2 separate regions of the Homo sapiens genome follow, and region 2 is linked to region 1. A link is a loop called in an ENCODE intact Hi-C map of the cell type or tissue named here. Cell type or tissue: CD14-positive monocyte. All regions are shown on one strand. Links, peaks and the distances in the headings refer to the core of each region. The heading gives the core; the rest is flanking DNA.

Evidence for each region. Hi-C counts contacts between places; a loop is a spot of excess contacts. Peaks named below come from ENCODE experiments on the same cell type or tissue, not always from the same donor. Only the 100,000 strongest peaks of a DNase experiment are listed, where the experiment ranks them.
Region 2: a loop joins it to region 1, with 7 times the contacts of the local background. A loop is called at or near these places in 1 of 110 quality-filtered maps.

What each region holds. Positions count from the first base shown.
Region 1 is chr17:74,638,539-74,641,451 of GRCh38, reverse strand. No RefSeq gene overlaps it. Among named protein-coding and RNA genes, the nearest start is that of CD300E, 16 kb to the right of the region's middle. In CD14-positive monocyte, for the core only: no CTCF peak of the experiment used is centred there; DNase peaks (open chromatin) are centred at 569, 1,371, 1,661 and 2,551; H3K4me3 peaks cover 1,869 bases; H3K27ac peaks cover 2,500 bases.
Region 2 is chr17:74,511,241-74,514,153 of GRCh38, reverse strand. No RefSeq gene overlaps it. Among named protein-coding and RNA genes, the nearest start is that of CD300LB, 19 kb to the left of the region's middle. RefSeq lists an enhancer at 1,438-1,687. In CD14-positive monocyte, for the core only: no CTCF peak of the experiment used is centred there; DNase peaks (open chromatin) are centred at 1,293 and 2,043; H3K4me3 peaks cover 1,158 bases; H3K27ac peaks cover 2,054 bases.

The sequences.
Region 1 (2,913 bases), core at 173-2,672:
GCCAGGCCTGGTAGTCCAGAGGGCACAGAGGCAACCCAGGGTGTAGTGGGGAGCCCCTCCAGGGCCAGGCGAAGTCTTGCTCAGCATGAGGTCTGCAGCTGCAAACACAAAGTAGGACTCACACTTAGCAGGGCCTCCATATGCGGCAGCAGAATGCACAAATGGATTTGAGTTGTTCTGAACATTAGAGAAGCCCAGTGGGGAAAGGAATGCAGGGTCTGGGTCAGGTGCGGTGGCTCACGCCTGTAATCCCAGAGCTTTGGGAGGCTGAGGTGGGTGGACCACCTGAGGTCAGGAGAGGAGCGCCGTGTACCATCAAGACAGCCCTGGCAAATGCTTTTTCACAGTGGTCACAAAGAACCCCAGCAAGGAAGATGTGGCTGTGTGCTGGTGTGCAAAGAGAGATGTTTTTATGCACCCAGGGGACATGGGATGATTGCTGTTTTGTCACATGGGAGTGTCCTGTAACCCCCACCCTCCTTCCCAAAGAGCACAGACTGTGTCTGACAGCTGGTATGTGTGTGCACGTGCGCACATGTGTGCTTGCACACCTTCTGCAGGCTCCTCCTCTGTTCTAGCATCAGAGTCATATCTCTCTCATCTGTTTCTTTTTTCTTTTTCTTTTTTTTGAGTTGGAGTTTTGCTCTTGTCACCCAGGCTGGAGTGCAATGGCACGATCTTGGCTCACTGCAACTTCCTCCTCTCGGGTTCAAGGGATTCTCCTGCCTCAGCCTCCCAAGTAGCTGGGATTACAGGTACCCACCACCAATGCCCAGCTAACTTTTGTATTTTTAGTAGAGACAGGGTTTCACCATGTTGACCAGGCTGGTCTCCAACTCTTGGCCTCATGTGATCCACCCGCCTTGGCCTCCCAAAGTGCTGGGATTACAGGTGTGAGCCACCGCGCCCTGCCAGGGTGGGGGGTCCTAGCTAGGAATACATAGAAAGACTCTGGAGATTCTTTTAATAGGATATGCGAAACTCAGTGTATGTGTGTGTTTTCCTAGGGCATGGGTGTATAGCTTTTGTTACAATCTCAAGTGTATCTGTGACCTCAGCTCCCCGAAGTTAAGAACACAGGGGACTCTCTCTCGCCTTGAATCCTCCAGAATTCGCTCACCAGCCCTGTCTGGTGTGGATATGAAGGTGAAGGAGAGGCCTCGGAGGCTTAGGGCGGGACCCATGGGCTCCTAACAGTGGCATTGCTCATCTCTAATGTTCCAGGTCTTTTCTGGAGAGCCCTCTCTCCTATTCTAGGCTCTGCTTAGCACCGTCAACGTTGCATCCCTTAGTAGCCTGAAATAAAGGGGAGAGAAGCAAATGAAAAAGGAGACCCATGGGGAAGTTATTTGCACAGACGAAGGCAAGTGAGTCAGCTGTGCAGGGTGGGTCTCGGAGGAAGATGCAGGAGTCATGGGCGTGGTGAGGTGGGGGGCACTGGGGCTCGAAGCCCAGCAGTCGCTCACTTTGGGGCTTTTGTCCCTCTGCATAGGTGCTTCTAACGCTGCCAGCTCCTGATGCCAGCACTCCTTTCTCAGCCTGCTCTCTGCTCAAATTGAGTATTAAAAAAAGAAATAAAAGCCACAAATGGGCTGATGTGAGCAGATGGTTTCGGTCATAACCACAAAAACCTTCTTGTTTCCCGTTCCTGATCGACACTGCTCTTGCATAACGCCAAGTCCATGACACTGATGAAGAAAATGCTGGCATTATCTGCCTGTTCCAGGGATGATGGACTGAAAGTTTGTGTCCCCCTTCTTCCCCCACCAAAGATTCATATGTTGAAATCCTGACCATGAAGCTGATGGTATTGGGGGTTTGGGAAGCGATTAGGTCTTGAAACTGGAGCCCTCATAAATGGGATGAGTGCCCTCATAAAAGAGACTCCAGAGAGCTTTGTAGACCTCCCTCTCTGCCATGTGAAGATGGAAAGAGAAGGCAGTCATCTGCAACCCAGAAGAGGCCTTCGCCAGAGCCTGACCAGGCTGACACCCTGATCTTGGATGTCCAGCATCTATAACTGTAAGAAATAAATGACTGCTTAAGCTGCCCACTTTGTAGTATTTCAGTTACAGCAGGCTGAATGGAGCAAGACATAGGGTTGGCCACTGCAGGGCCCCCTCTTTTTTTCTGGACCAGAACGTGCTCGATGGAGTTTCTGGGCACCAAGAGACAGAGGGTGGTGGGAGAGTTCCCTTGTTCTTTATTCTGGATTGAAGTAAAATGCTCACACATAATTGATGTCATGAATTTTTTTTTTAAGTCGGCGTCTCAGTCTGTCACCCAGACTGGAGTATGGTAGCGTGTTCTCGGCTCACTGCAACCTCCACCTCCCGGGTTTAAGGACTCTTATGCCTCAGCCTTCCGAGTAGCTGGGATTACAGGCACGTGCTACCACGCCCTACTAATTTTGTATTTTTAGTAGAGATGGGGTTTCACCATGTTGGCCAGGCTGGTCTCAAACTCCTGACTTCAGGTGATCCAACTGCCTTGGCCTCCCAAAGTGCTGGGATTACAGGCGTGAGCCACCTCACTCGGCCCATGTCGTGACTTTTAGTATTTTTTGACCATGACTCACAGTGAGAAAGTTAGTTACTTGGCAATACTTGTATACGCATACAGAAAAAAAAAATAAAATCTCAGTGTTTATCATTATAACCTGAGATGTGCTCTGATTGATCCTGACATACCCTGTTACAGACCAAAACATGACTGAGGCAGGTCTCAGTGCATTAGAGGTTTGTTTAGCCAAGGTTGTCCAGGAAAAAAAAAACAAAACAAAACAGATCACAGATGCATTTTCCAAAGGAGGTTTTAGGAACTTTTTTTTTGTTTTTTGAGACGGAGTCCTGCTCTGTCACCCAGGCTGGAATGCAATGGCATGATCTCGGCTCACTGCAACCTCCGCCTCCC
Region 2 (2,913 bases), core at 311-2,810, 130 kb after region 1:
GTCACATGGCATCACCCATCACATGACATAACCCATCACATGGCATCACCCATCACATGACATCACCCATCACATGACATCATGCATCACATGACATCACCCATCACATGACATCACACATCACATGACATCACCCATCACATGACATCACCCATCACATGACATCACCCATCACATGACATCAATGTCCCATAGATAAGCAGAACACTAAATTGATTCTGTAGAGTGAATATGGGATGGAAAAATCCAACTCTAATCATACCCTACTCACCAAGCAGGAAAGACATGCATAAGCTTCACCTGAAAGTCTTATTTTAGGGCATTGTTGTGTAATCCCAGCATTTTGGGAGGCTGAGGCAGGATGTTTGCTTGAGCCCAGGAATTTGAGACCAGCCTGTACTGGCAAGACCCCCCATCTCTATAAAACATTTAAAATAATAAATAAATAAATAAATAAATAAATAAATAAAAACAAAGGCTGTGATTCCAGGAGCAGAATATTTGGTAATGGAACATAAAGAAAGACAAAGGCCAGGCAGGCCATTCGAGGCATCAGTTCAAGTCCATGCCCATGAGCTGCCTCCTGCCTGCTCAGGCAACCTCCCAGGCAGCTGAAATCAGAAAAACAGATGAGGGTCACAAGCATTCAGCTTCCTGGAAAGGAGTGTCCCCAAAATAAATCACTTGAGTTATTGTAGGGTCTCAGTCTCTCTTCTTGTCTGGATGGTGGTCGGGTTCTAGATTTGCAGGAATGAGGACCAGACCCAGGTAAATTCACCAAAGTCGTATCCCAAGAGGAGATCTCCCAACCATGGCCTTTGCATCGTTTAACTCATCAACCTCAGAAGCACTGGGGGGATTGACCCAACCACATGAAACCAGGTTTCCATGGCCCATTTTAGAAGGTAGAATCATCCCCAGGGGCACAGGTAACATATGTCCATCTGCTGGGCCCCAAGCCCAGCACATTCTCCTTAACTCCCACCTCAATGTCACCACTTCATGTCCTCATTAAATCCCACAAGAGGGAGGTCAGAAAGAAGTTCTGAACTTTTTCTGACCTCCCTGCAGTGGGATGAATTTGAGACTCAACACAGGCAGTCGGGGGAGGGAAGAGGAACTTATATCATGAGTTGATAACAGCACTGCGTGACTTGTGCACTCGCCGCATTTTAAAGGCTGGCAGTACCCCATTTTCACAATGTCCATCTCATCTGTCCTCCCTGACAGCTCAGGGTGGTAGGCCAGGCTATTCTTGAGTCCACACTGGACAAGGCTGTAAATAGACTTGAGTCACCTTATTTGAGCTGAGTTCCTTTACCCGTGAAGTACCCTTTGAGTCATCCTTCGGGTACACCCCCTCACCAACCTAAACCTTAGTTTTTATAGCTGCAAGACGGATGGTGCATGACCTCTTCTTCCCCTTTCAGCCCCAACTTTCCATGACTCTGAGTCAGTTTCCATGACTCCCAGTTCAGGCCATTCTAGTCACCAACCAGGCTGGGCTGCCTCAGCCAGCACAAAATTTGAAGCTGGGGGGACTTGCTGCTTCAAAATATCTATAGAGAGTGGCTTTTTCTAAAGTCAACCTCTAAATCTCTGTCCCCAGGAGGAAGGATGTTCGCATTGACAAAGGGTGGAGGCAAGTATTGGGCCCAGTACTAGGGCCCCAGTGATAGGTCCACATTTGAGATAACAGGGAGGCCGGAAGCTCTGCCCTTAGCACACCTTCCTTGCCAGGTGGAAGCTCCCAATGTAGGCTTTGGAGGTCTGTTCCCTCAGGCACGTGGACTCAGGCTGTGCTTCATGCATTGGTCTGGAGCCTTGGAGCAGGCCTGGAAGAGGCTGTATCTCAGATTTGTGTTCTTCAGGATGTTTCTTACCCAGCATTTTGGACACTGAGCATCTGATTGTGAGGATGGAGTCCACACACTGAATGCGTGTGATTCTCTGGTGAGCAGTGTAACTTGAACTCCAGTGGAAGACTGCCAGGCCATGGAGGTGTTGGCAGCAGCCTGGGACTTCAGCTGAAATGTGACTCAGGCCACAGGGCCAGTCAGACAATTCAGGAAAACATGTCCTCAGCAAACAACCAAATAAGGCACCAGGGACCAATCCTGGAGAAACAGGGACCTTTCAGACAGAGAATTCAAAATAGCTGTTTTGAGGAAGCTCAGTGAAATCCAAGATAACTCAGAGAAGGAATTCAGAATCCTATCACATAAATTTAATGAAGAGATCAAAATAATAAAAAAGAATTAAGCAGAAATTCCAGAGCTGAAAAATGAAATAGACACACCAAAGAATGCATCAGAATCTCCTAACAGCAGAATTGACCAAGCCAAAGAAAGAATTACTGAGCTTGAAGACAGGTTATTTGAAAATACAGAGTCAGAGGAGACAAAAGAAAAAGAATGAGAAAGAATGAAACATGCCTATAAGATCTAGAAAATAGTCTCAAAAGGGCAAATCTAAGCGTTACTGGCCTTAAGAGAAGGTAGAGACAGATCAGGATAGAAAGTTTTATCAACGGGATAATTACAGAGAACTTCCCAAACCTAGATAAAGATATCAGTGTTCAAATACCAGAAGGTTCCAGAAACCAAGCAGATTTAACCCAAATAAGACTATCTCAAGACACTTAATAAAAAAACTCCCAAAAGTCAAGGATAAAAAAAAGGGTCCTAAAAACAGAAAGAGAAGAGAAATAAGTAACATAAAAGGGAGCTCCAAAACTTCTGGCAGTAGGCTTCTTGAGGGAAATCTTACAGGCTGGGAGAGAGTGGTATTTAAGTGTTGAAGGAAAAAACTTTTATCGTAGAATAGTATATCTAGTGAAAATACCCTTCAAACATGAAGGAGAAATACTTTCTCAGACAAACAAAAGTTGAGCAATTTTATCAACACTAGACC